2 separate regions of the Mus musculus genome follow, and region 2 is linked to region 1. The links are chromatin contacts, found by Hi-C in ENCODE. All regions are on one chromosome and are shown on one strand. Each heading gives the region's core, a stretch centred on a gene start or an enhancer-like site at or near the end of the contact. The rest is flanking DNA. Distances are from core to core; before and after follow the strand shown.

Region 1 (5,773 bases), core at 144-2,643:
CAGTTCACATCATCATGCAGCCAGGGAAAGGCCGAGGATGACTCGGGAGCCCGTTAGCTCTCTGGGAAAGGGTTGTTCTCAGACCCTTGGTAGCGCGGTATATGATGGCCGAGGGCCCTGTCGGCACACCTCCCTCCTCCCGCTTCTCCTGAAGACTGGGGTCTAGGGAGAAGACACCAGCCCTTATTATTTTGACAGCAGCTTGTGGCCTGAGGGAGCCATGCAGGGTGTGCGGCTCTGCCAAGAACTGTCTGCAGACAAGTGGGGTCAGGCGGCAGGGGCTTCCTTCTGAGAACTGCTGGGCTTGCAGATCAGTGAGGCGGCTGGAGCCAAGCCCCCAAGGCCCCGAGCTCTTCTCAGGGCCTCCCAGCCTGCTGGCAGGTGCAGCAGCTGCTGAGTGCTGGGAGTGGCTGGGGTGTGGGGGTGCTGACTCCAGGAGGCTGGAGCTCAGGGAAGCTGGCTGGGCTGCTCCCCTCTCCTGGGCCCCAGGAGACCTAGAGGAGTGTTTAGGGGTGGGAAGCTGGCCTCTGTGAATTGCAGGGGACAATGGCAGATGCTTAATTTGGGGGGGGGGCATGGCCCATCTCCTGTGGGCCAACCAGCTGTCTCTGGAGTCTGTAGCTGGAGTGGGTTCCAGAATGGATGGGACACACTTGAGACGGGAAAACCTGGAATATCCCCTAGAAGGGGAACGAGCTGGGGCGGGGCTCACCTGGAAGGCCAGGTCCACGCTGCTGCTTCCAATCTGGTTCACGTTGGGCAGGGACCCACCGTAGTACTGGCCACGGCTGGGGCCCAGCTGCAGGTACTGGGACTTCTGCAGCTGAAGCTGGAAAAGCAAAGCCACCAGCTGTCACCATGCTGAAGGGGACACACTCTCAGTACACCCCATGGAGCGCCCAGAGGGTTTAGCTGGTAGGATCCAGGGACTACTATGTCCCTTTGCTCGAGACTCTGCAAAAGGCGAAACCCAGTGCCCTGGACGCCTCCCTAAGCGAGACAGCGCACCCTGGGAGCTCCTCACCAAGAAGCTGCGGAGCCGGCCTTTCAACTGGGAAACTGGTTATGGACTCAAAATGTGCACCGACTGCCTGCCTGATGCCCTGGCCTCAGTCTAAGCACTTGGGGATCCTGCCTCAGCCTAAGCTGGCCCCCGAGCTCCCTGGGACTCTGAAGCTGACATCTGTGAATTGTAGGGGACAATGGCAGATGTTTAATTTGGGGGAATAGCCCATTTCTCTCACTGAACAGGGTCCTCAGTGCCCACTTCAGTGTGGTCAGTCACACAGGAAAGCGTTGTCTGCTCTGGCTGGGCCTGGTGGTTGCTAGGGTCTGGTACTGTGTACACAACAGGGGCTGGTTCTCAGTTCTCACAAACGACTCCTGGCAGCCCAGCCTTCCCACCTCTATTCCACGCCAGCCCTGCTTCCTGGGGAGGCCTTGGACACCAAAGGGGGAAGCAGAGCTCCAACTGGCTGCACGCCCGGCCAAGCACCTCGCCCAGGTAAACAGCTGTTTCCTGCGAGCTACAGTGGAGGCCAGAGGAAGATGAACGGGCCTGGTGCTTAGGGTACCTCTGCTGCGTCTGTACTGGGAGGTCCCTGTGTTCTCAGTGGATGCCAGCTGGTCCCACCCACAAGTTCCCCACTGAGTCTCTCCCAGCAGCTATGAAATACAGAAAGTGGCTGGCAAAGAGGCTCAGCAAGAAAAGGCGCTTAAACCAAGCATGACAACCTGAGTTCAATCCTTGAGTCCCAGAAAGAACTGATTCCTGCAACTTGTCCTCAGACCTCAACATACACTTTGTGTGGGATTTCACCCAACAAGTAACTGTAATTAAAAAAAATAAATCAAAGCCGGGCAGTGGTGGTGGACGCCTTTAATCCCAGCACTCGGGAGGCAGAAGCAGGCGGATTTCTGAGTTTGAGGCCAGCCTGGTCTACAGAGTGAGTTCCAGGACAGCCAGGGCTACACAGAGAAACCCTGTCTCGAAAAAACCAAACCAAACCAAACCAAACCAAACCAAGAACAAAACAAAAAACCACAACAAACAAACAAAACCAAGCCAGAGTACGGATGCTTCTTGTGTGAGGTCCACACAGTGCCTTTTGACCTCTGTGTCCAGGGCTATGCGAGTCGCACAGGTGGGTCTGCGATCTACCAGTGCTGTGCTGACAGAAATGACAGTGCCCAGAATTTGTGTCCACAGATGGTTCTCCATGGGTGGACAGAGCCACAGGTTCTTGGAGACTGGGGATCAGGGCAGTGCACACCAGGGCCATTGGGCTCACTGCCATGTGTGGGAACAAAGGAAGGCTGGTGTTAGGGGGTGAACCTCAGAACTAGATCTGACTGTAGAATACTCCGGGCTCCCAGGCTGCACAAAGCTCACTGTCCTGCATCCAGGCTGTCACCACCTTGCTCAGCACCCTAGGCCTTGCAGCTGCCCTGCATCCAGGCTGGTGTGGTGGGGACTACATAGGCCCCGGAGCAGCCAAGCTCATCTTGGGTGACACACAGAGCTGCACAGGAAACAGAGGTCCAGCCTGTACCCCTTGTCCCCAGGTGACTTGGAGGCCTTCAGCATGTCCACCCTGACAGAGTACAACTGTGGCAGGTCACAATTCATACATGTCATTCTAGCACTCAGGATGGGGGCTGAAGCAGGAAGGGCAGGAGGTCAAGGCCAGGGTCTTAGGGTTTCTGTTACTGTGATGAAACACTATGACCAAAATCAAACTGGGGAGGAAAAGGTTTATTCGGTTTACATGTCCACATTGTAGTACATCACTGAAGGAAATCAGGACAGGACTCCCACAGGGCAGGAACCTGGAGGCAGGAGCTGATGCAGAGGCCAGGGAGGGGTGGGTGCTGCTTACTGGCTTGCTCTCCATGGCTTGCTCAGCCTGCTTTCTTACAGAACCCAGGACCATCAGCCCAGGGATGGCACCACCCACAGTGGGCTGGGCCCTCCCCCATTGATCAGGAAATGCCCTATAGGTGTGCTTACAGCTCAGTCGTATGGAGGCATTTTTCTCAACTGAGGCTTCCTGCTCTCTAATGACGGCAGCTTGTGTTAAGTTGACATAAAACCAGCCAGGACAACCAGTCTTGGCTACATGAGACCCTAACAGCTGTATGAAGCAGGAAAATTTAAGGCAAGTTACTAGAGGAGTGGAGGATTTCTGTTAGTTTAACCTCCATGGGGACACCTGGTAGTCTGCATGTGAAGTGAACAGCAGGCCAAGGCCAGGCCCTCTCCACAGTGATGGGAAGCACCATAGCTCCCCCTTTAGAGCAACAGCAACGATACCAGGGGAAAAACTCGCCAACCCAACCCCAATGTGCTAAGCCACCTAAGAGCCTCAAAGATTGAGCACAGGTGGGCCAGCCAGCTATGAAACAAAAACTCAAAACCCAGGTGCACAAGGGCTAGCAGGCGGGGTGGTGCCCTGCCCTATCAGGGCTGACTTTCCAGAGCTGTTCCTCTAATTTCAGGAGCACCCAACGCTTGTTATCAAGACTTGGTCTCTGCAACAAGGATGAAAGATGGGCTGTGCAAGCTGGTGGATCCATAGCTGACCAGGCAGGCTCTGAACCCCAGAACACACAGCATGTTTTCACACACGATGGGGGTGTGTGTGGATAGATGGATGGATAAACATTTTTGAGGAGTGTCACTATGTACTTGGAGCATCAAGGCAACCTGGTATCAGCCTGACCTCTGAGGAAGCTAGACACTGGACACTGAAGTCAACCATGACAGTGGCTACTCAGTCTGAAAGATTGAGCCCCACAAGAACCCAGATGCCCTGGCAATATAGCTGTGCTGGCATACTCTGGTGCCAGCAGGCTGACCACACTCATTTGATGCCACGGGTTTGGGACAATTGAAAGGTCTGTCTCATGTCTTCTAGGCCACTCACTCCTTACCTGTCTGGTTTAAGTTCTGTCCTTGCCCTGGAATAAGCTGTAACTGTGAGTCAAAAGCTCTCAGAGTTCTGAGGCTTCCCAGCACACTGTCAGGGCAGACAGTGAATCTAGGGTGATGAGATCTCAGCCTGTATCCTGTAAGTACCACCCCCACCCCCACCCCTGCCTACTGCCAAACCACACGCCCTGTTCCCACTATGCTGTGCTCCTGAGACATACCGGCGAGCCTTGATCACATGGGTGAGGGAGCATGTGAATAAATGAATGAGTTCATGAGTGAATGAATAATGGCCACGAGCAAATGAGCACATAGATAAATAAATGTGAGGAAATAGGGGTGAATGGCGTGCTCACTTGGAGCTGCCCACCTTGGATAGTCCACACTGCATCTGAAGCAGTGGCTCTTAACCTGTGGGTTGAGATCCCTTTGGGGTCCAACAACCCTTTCACAGGGGTTGCGAATCAGATCTCCTGCATATCAGATATTTACATTATAATTCGTAACAGCAGCAAAAATACAGCTATCAAGTACTAACAAAATCTTTTTATGGTTGGAGGTCACCAAAACATGAGGAACTTGTTCTATTAAAGGGTTGCAGCGTTAGGAAGAGTGAGGACCACTTATCCTCAGGCCACACTGGCCACCTTGGACTGCCATATGGACACTGGCCCTTTGAGGGACCTTCAGGAGCTACAGCAACTCCTGGCTGCCCTGGGCAGAGTTCAGGGCCCACACTGGTCATGCACCTCCTCTCTCCCACCCTCACAGCTGCTAACATCACAGCCTTCTAGCTCAAATACTGCAGGTCAAGCCCAGGGTCCAAAGTCAGGACCTCCAGTTCTCCAAACAGCCTTCTCCATGATTCAGAGAGCCCACCTAAATGGATGGTAGGCAGGCAGGCACTCACATGTTCACTTTCCCCATTGTTGGTAATCCTCCTGCCTCAGCCTGAGTGCTGAGATTACAGGTGGGTGCCACTAGAGAAAACAGATGACACAGCTAGAGGGCTCCAAGCACCACTCTTCTGCATCGCTGGGTGCCATCCGGACTGCAGAAAGGACTTCATCACTAGCTTGGCCATAGGCTCTGCTTTCCACCCCATGGCCCTCAACAACTCTTGGCCACGAGCTGACCTACACTCTTGGATCATGAGCCTGCAGTATGGAGTCCCTGAGACTGTGCTCGCTTGTATTCAGAACCAGGGCAGGTGAGTGGAACCTGCAAGCCTAGCCTCATTTCCTGCCTGCTGGTTGCAGCCTTGGATCCTTCTAGAAAGTCAGCCTCTATCCAGCTGACCTTCAAAGCAGTGCCTGGCCATTGGAGTCAGGGTGGGAGTGTCCCTACTGTACCTTACATTGCTGTCCTGTGGTAAGAACTTCTCCTGACAATCTTCCCGGTCCCTCCTGCTGACTCGAGCCGAGGCTGAGGCCTGGCTGTTTTATTAGGTGGTGCCACTGCTGCTGCTGCCCCAGTATTTCCATGAGACGTTTACAAGTGGATTGAGCTGCCGCCGCTAACCTGTGAACTGAACTGCCAATTTCCAGACAACACTGACAAAGTTGCTCCCAAAAAACTTTTCTAAACAGTTCCACTTCCCCTATATCCTTTCTTTTACACTACCTCTATTGGGTAGTGTGCTAAAAAGAGGTTAAAACATTTTAAAAACATCATTAAAAATAATATTAAAAAATTAAAGTTACAGCAAATCCCAACTGAATATGGTAAGACTGGGTTACAATCCTAGAGCTACCCAACTACCGCAAGCAGGATGGCTTGAAGCCATGGACATTCCTCGCCTCCGTTCCCCTGGAGGCTCCTTTCTGTCTTGTCTATCTACAA
Region 2 (6,001 bases), core at 915-3,414, 180 kb after region 1:
GCTGTCCTGGAACTCACTGTGTAGACCAGGCTGGCCTCGAACTCAGAAATCCACCTATCTCTGCCTCCCAAGTGCTGGGATTAAAGGTGTGCGCCACCACTGCCCGGCTCCTCTCAGTCCTTACTGAGGTTGTGGACTCGGCATGGTTGAGTGGCTGATACAGGTTGTGGACTCGGCATGGTTGAGTGGCTGATACAGGTTGTGGACTCGGCATGGTTGAGTGGCTGATATGTGCATATATTGCACTTGGCACCTAGCAAGGCCAGCACAGACACAGCCTTGGTCCCTTCAAGGCCTCTCATCAGATTCTTTGAGCCTGAGAGAAAGCCTGAGATGAAGTAGTTGTGGCAGGGAGAGAGGATTGGCTAGTGGCCACCATCTGAAGGGTGGGGCTTGTGGGGGCTGTGGGCATATTGATGACATACTGTGCCTCATCAAGATTGTCTGGGCCTGCAGCAGCTCATGCGCAGGGGACCCGAGGTGGTGTGACATGGCTCCAGAGCTGCCACCACCCTGTGCTCCCCAAGCACTCACACCCCCACTCCCACCCCTGCTGCCTTGGCAAGCAGTGACAGTCATTGAGAACTGGATGTGTTGCAGGTGGCCAGTGTGAACCCCAAGGATGGCACGTGCACGCTGCAGGACTGCATGTACAAAAGCCTGCAGAAGGACTGGCCCGGCTACTCTGAGGGGGACCGGCAGCTGCTGAAGCGCATGCTCATGCGGTAAGGCACGCACTGGCCTCAGCCTGCCAGACGGCTCACAGTTATGGCTGTCCCCAGCCAACTGTGCATCTCCTCTGTGCCAGGGTGTCCTGTCCATGTCCCCATGGCTTCCCACGAGCCTCTGGTGTCCACAGAGTGTGAGGTAGACTCCAAGGGAGCAGCACAGTAATTGCCCACTCCCCCTGGGTGCTGGTGCTGTGAGCAGAGCTGCTCGCCGAGATTGCTAGTGATTCCTCAAGTTCAGTTGGCACCACCGAGTTCTGGGCTCATCTCCAACCTGTGCCTAGGCCAGAGCCTGGGGGTTCCACGTGCTTGGAGGTGGAGAGGGCACATGATGGCAAGAGCCTAGGCGCTCGCTGCCTGGCACAGGCTCCTGGGCACTACAGCCAGCTTACTTGCTTTTCTCTTTCTTTTTCCCTGACAGTCCCTGATAGGGTTTCTCTGTGTAGCCCTGGCTGTCCTAGAACTCATTTTGTTAACCAGGCTAGCCTCTAACTCAGAGATCAGCCTGCCTCTGCCTCCTGAGTACTAGGATTAAAGGTGTGTGTCACCATGCCTGGCTTCTTTTTTTTTTTTTGGGTCAGTGTCTTGTCTTACAGAGACAGTACAGGCCTTAACTCCTGCCCATCTTCTGTCTCCACCTTCCAGTAGTGCTGGGCTGACAAGTGTGTGCCCATTGTCAGGGTCACCTATACCCAAGTGCTGGAGGTGTCCACATAAGGCCTGTCACTGCTCCACAAGCACGGGTGTACAGGGCCAGCATGCCTGGGCTAGTTACCACCACTGATGCCGTGACCCGTTATGAGTGATGAGCCATTGGGTACTCGGGGCCAGATCAGGGTGGGAGGAAGGGACCACACACAAGGTCACCACTGACACACAGAATGGCCTTGTGCTGGTGGAGTCCTGATGTGCTGTAGGCAAGGTATGTGTTCATATTTGACCTGCAATTCTCCCTCTCATTGGCAAGCCCAGGCACTAGCTGCCTGCGCCTCAGCATGGCAGAGTGGGAGTCCTCTCTGAGCACCACATGGGCTCTGCTTAGCAGCTGCCCTGTGTACAACACAGCTTGGGTTCTGAGAACCTGGCCCTCTCTGTGCAGACATAGTCCCGGGGCACAGTGGCAGTGCCACCATAGTGCCTCTACCACTCCTCTGCAGGAAGCTGTGTCAGCCACAGAATGCCACTACAGACTCCAGCCCGCCCCGAGAGCATGGACGCTCTGCCTCACCCTCTCAGGTACTTGCCTGGGGGGGTGGTTGAGTGTGGGGTCCTCACTGGTACACCACAGCCCTTTGTAACCAGTGTCCACTGCCTGAGCCACGCTCTTTGGGGGGACTTGCTGTCTTTGGGGCTGGGAGTGTCTTTCTGAGGCGTGTGCCTCAGGCACCTTCACTGCCCAGTCAGGGCCTTCTTTTCTTCTCTGTCTGGGTGCTGCTTCTCTTGTATGTGTGGCCAGCTGTGTGCCGGCGCCCCTGTGTGGCCACAGCAGGCCCTGCAGGTGGCTACTAGTTCCCACATACTTCTCTGCTCAGCCTAGTCCCCATGGCTTTTCAGAAACGGCCTACAGACTTCATTGACCCCCTGGCCAGCAAGAAGCCCCGGATCTCACATTTCACACAGCGAGCACAACCCACCCTCAATGGCAAACTGGGTGCCCCCAATGGCCATGAGACACTGCTGCCTGCTCCAGGACCCACCCCATCAGACACCCTCAGCTCTAGCCATCTGCCCCCACGGCTGGAGCCCCCAAGGACCCACGACCCCCTAGCTGATGTCAGTAATGACCTAGGTCACAGTACCCAGGACTACAAGCACCAGGAAGCCACCCCAGCTCCAGCACCCCATCTTGGTCTTCCCCTGCTGACGGACTTTCCTCAGGCTGAGCAACCTACTAGCTCCTCACACACCCACAGCCGACCCAAGAAGAAGTCCAAGAAGCACAAAGACAAGGAGCGGCCCCCTGAAGAAAGGCCCCCCGCCCCACAGCCTGATGCACCTACTGCCCCTGCACTACCGCCAGATGCCCCAGGTGAGTGCCACTTGGTTGTTTCCTCTAATATGTGGGATGTGAGACCACTACTGGGGTCAGGACTTGGGGCCACCATGGCAGGCCACCAGCCTACTACTCAGTGCTTGGGGCTAGGAGCTGAAACACTCAGATAGGTAACATGGAATGCAGCGCTTTCAGGGAGTACTGAGATGCCCTGAGCCAGAGAGGCAGAGGGAGAGTAAAGAGAACAGCTGTATGCAGGGATATATCCAGGCCAAGGCACAGGTAGGTACACTGAGCCCAGGGAGCAAAGGTTTCTGGGACCGGAGGACACTGAGAAATGAGACATCTATCTCTGTGGCTCCTCACACAGCAGGACGCGTGAGGTACCCTGTGATCAGAAGGCCTTGAGAACAATCCTCTGTCCATAGTATAGTGAGAGCATGGATCTGGTGTCGCAACCCTGTGCTTGCTATGCCCTTTAGTCCTAATCTCTTGACACCTATCTTAGTTAGGATGTTACTGCTGTGAACAGATGCCATGACCAAGGCAACTCTTAAAAAGGACAGTATTTAATTGAGGCTGGCTTACAGGTTCAGAGGTTCAGTCTATTATATTCAATGCAGGAACATGGCAGCATCTAGGCAGGCATAGTGCAGAAGAAACTGAGAGTTCTACATCTTCATCTGAAGGCTGCTAGCAGAATACTGACTTCCTGGTAGCTAGGATGAGAGTCTTAAGCCCACTCACCAGGGCCAAGCATATAAGAACCATCACATTCCACTCCCAGGCCCCCATAGGCATGTTTAAATACATGAGTCTATGGGGGCCATTCCTAAACATAGCACAATAAAAAAGTACATTTAGTCCAACTTCAAAAGTCCCCATAGTCTATAGCAGTCTCAACAATGTTAAAAGTCAAGCTGGAGAGGTGGCTCAGTGGTTAAGAGCACTGACTGCTCTTCCAGGGTCCTGAGTTCAATTCCCAGCAACATGATGGCTCACAACCATCTATAATGGGATCTGATGCCCTCTTCTGATGTGTCTGAAGACAGTGACAGTGTACTCACATATGTAAAATAAATAAATCTTTTTAACAAGAAAAGTTCAAAGTCTCTTCTGAGCTCCATCCAATCACATAACTGTAATCCCTGAATTAAGACAGGAAACCAGATGGACAAACTCCAAACTCTGCATCTCCATGTCTGATGTCAAAGCAGTCTTCAGATCTCCAACTCCTTTTCATCTTTGTTGACTGCAACAAACTTCCTTCTCCTGGGCTGGTCCCACTCCCTGTTAGCAGTTTTCCTCAGCAGATAGCCCACGGCTCTGACATCTCGAAAATCTTGGGCTCTCCAAGGCAGCTTCAGTGTTACAGCTTGTTTCAATGTCTGGGATCCACACATGATCTGGACTTCTCCAGCTCTTCCCTCTGTAGCACTCTAAACTTAGGTTGATCCACTCCACTGCTGGATCTCCAGTACACTGGGGTCTTCCGCTGCACCTAGGCTTCACCAGTAGCCTCTCATAGGTGCTCCTTGTGGTACCAAGCTTCAAATCCTTTGCATTGACCCCTTCAGTCCTGGGCTGTCAACTGCAACTGAGGCTGCATTTTCACAGTGCTGAGCCTCAGCTGCTCTTCATAATCCCTTTATGCCTTCAGAACCAGTACCACCTAGGCGACTCTTACACATTACCAAGTACAGCTGCAGCACAAGGTACAACCTTGGCCATCTCTGGAACACAGCTTCTTTGTGCTCTCACAAAACACTTCCCAGATTTTACCTCAGTAATGCTGGTGTCTTATTAATCACCACTAATTTCTTAGTTCCAGCTAAGCAGCATCAATTATCCCAGTAGTTCCTTCTATTCTTGTCTCTAAAGCCAGAGCCACATGGCCAAAGCTGCTGTTGAGTTCTGCTGCTTGCAGGAGCTAGAACATGGCCCCCTTCTATCACATTATCACCAGCTTTCTGTTTTCCAACTCCTTCACTGCCTAAGATTGGCTGTCCTGGAACTAGCTCTGTAGATTGACCTTGAACTCAGAGATCTGCATGCCGGTCTCCTGGAATTAAAGGTGTGTACCACCATGCCTGGATCTAAATTTAGCTTTGTAGTATCTTACCCCAAAGTCCCACTCCCTTAATCTGCTATCTCCTAGAACACAGGATTCACCACATTTCACTTCCTCATGCCCCCTTAATACTCAAACCATATATCTTCTATTTCTCCTTTCTAAGCTTGCTACACTTGTTCAAAATGCTCTTCAAGAGACTTAACCAAGCCAGGCAGTGGTGGCGCACGCCTTTACTCCCAGCACTTGGGAGGCAGAGGCAGGCGGATTTCTGAGTTTGAGGCCAGCCTGGTCTACAGAGTGAGTTCCAGAACAGCCAAGGCTACACAGAGAAACCCTGTCTCAAGAAACCAAAATTAAAAAAAAAAAAAAAGTCTTAACCAGAGAACTCAGTCTCCACTGGGTGTTTCTGAGACTTCGTTTGTCAATGCAGTTAACATAAATCTCTTTACCTCAGGTACTCTTCAGACAAGGGCAAAAAGCAGCCACATTCTTCACCAAAATACCACAAAAACAATCTCTATACCACATACTGAAATTTTTTTCTTCTGAGACCTCTTGGACCAGGTCTGCACAGTTCAAATTACTCTTAGTCTTCCATATCCCTACTAGGATGGCCCATTAAGCCCCATTTAAAACATTCCACTGCTTTCCAAATCTAAAATCCCCAAACCTACATTTTTCCAAACAAAAGTATGGTCAGGCCTATCACAGCAATACCCCAGTCCCTGGCACCAACTTCTGTCTTAGTTAGGGTTTTACTGCTGTGAACAGACACCATAACCAAGGCAAGTCTTATATATACAAACCATCTCAACACCTATGACTAGATGTGCCCCTGGCACCCACAGTCACTTAGAAGTTGCTTAGTGGAAGAGGTGGCTGCATGTGGCTGAGGTGGCTGTAAGACCTTCAGGGGCTGGTGGGGCCACTGTGAGCTCTGCTGCCACACCTTCCCCGTTGCTATCTGCAAGAGGTTTAGCTACCACAAAGCTGCTAGGAGGGCTTTGTCTGACAGAGGACACTTTAGAGGGTCTTGGGAACACATAAGAGCACACAGGAACACACAATTACACAGCCTTACCCCAGCTAGTCAGCTCAATGACAGATCCCAGGGATAGCACACACCCCTGAATGTGACAGATCCCAGACACAAATGGGTTCCCTGTGTTAGAACTGTGTGGTCAGTGTGTTCCCTGTGTGGTCAGT

The links. A loop is a pair of places that touch in the nucleus more often than their neighbours do.
Region 2: a map of v-Abl transformed pro-B cells shows a loop between it and region 1 (2.3-fold over the local background). The contact joins two enhancer-like sites. A Hi-C loop is called at or near these places in 3 of 37 maps with a recorded cell type or tissue (T-helper 1 cell, adrenal gland and v-Abl transformed pro-B cells).

The regions. Positions count from the first base shown.
Region 1 is chr8:70,408,183-70,413,955 of GRCm38, forward strand. It overlaps Crtc1 (CREB regulated transcription coactivator 1), which reads right to left. Exons shown (of 14, transcript NM_001004062.2): 2 at 713-829. Among named protein-coding and RNA genes, the nearest start is that of Crtc1, 29 kb to the right of the region's middle. Within about 2 kb of position 1,394, at least 1 of the 3 ENCODE cell types and tissues checked has a DNase peak (open chromatin) inside an H3K27ac peak, as active enhancers do.
Region 2 is chr8:70,583,272-70,589,272 of GRCm38, forward strand. Ell (elongation factor RNA polymerase II) reads left to right here. Exons shown (of 12, transcript NM_007924.2): 6 at 601-725; 7 at 1,886-1,964; 8 at 2,283-2,757. Among named protein-coding and RNA genes, the nearest start is that of Isyna1, 8.2 kb to the right of the region's middle. Within about 2 kb of position 2,165, at least 1 of the 3 ENCODE cell types and tissues checked has a DNase peak (open chromatin) inside an H3K27ac peak, as active enhancers do.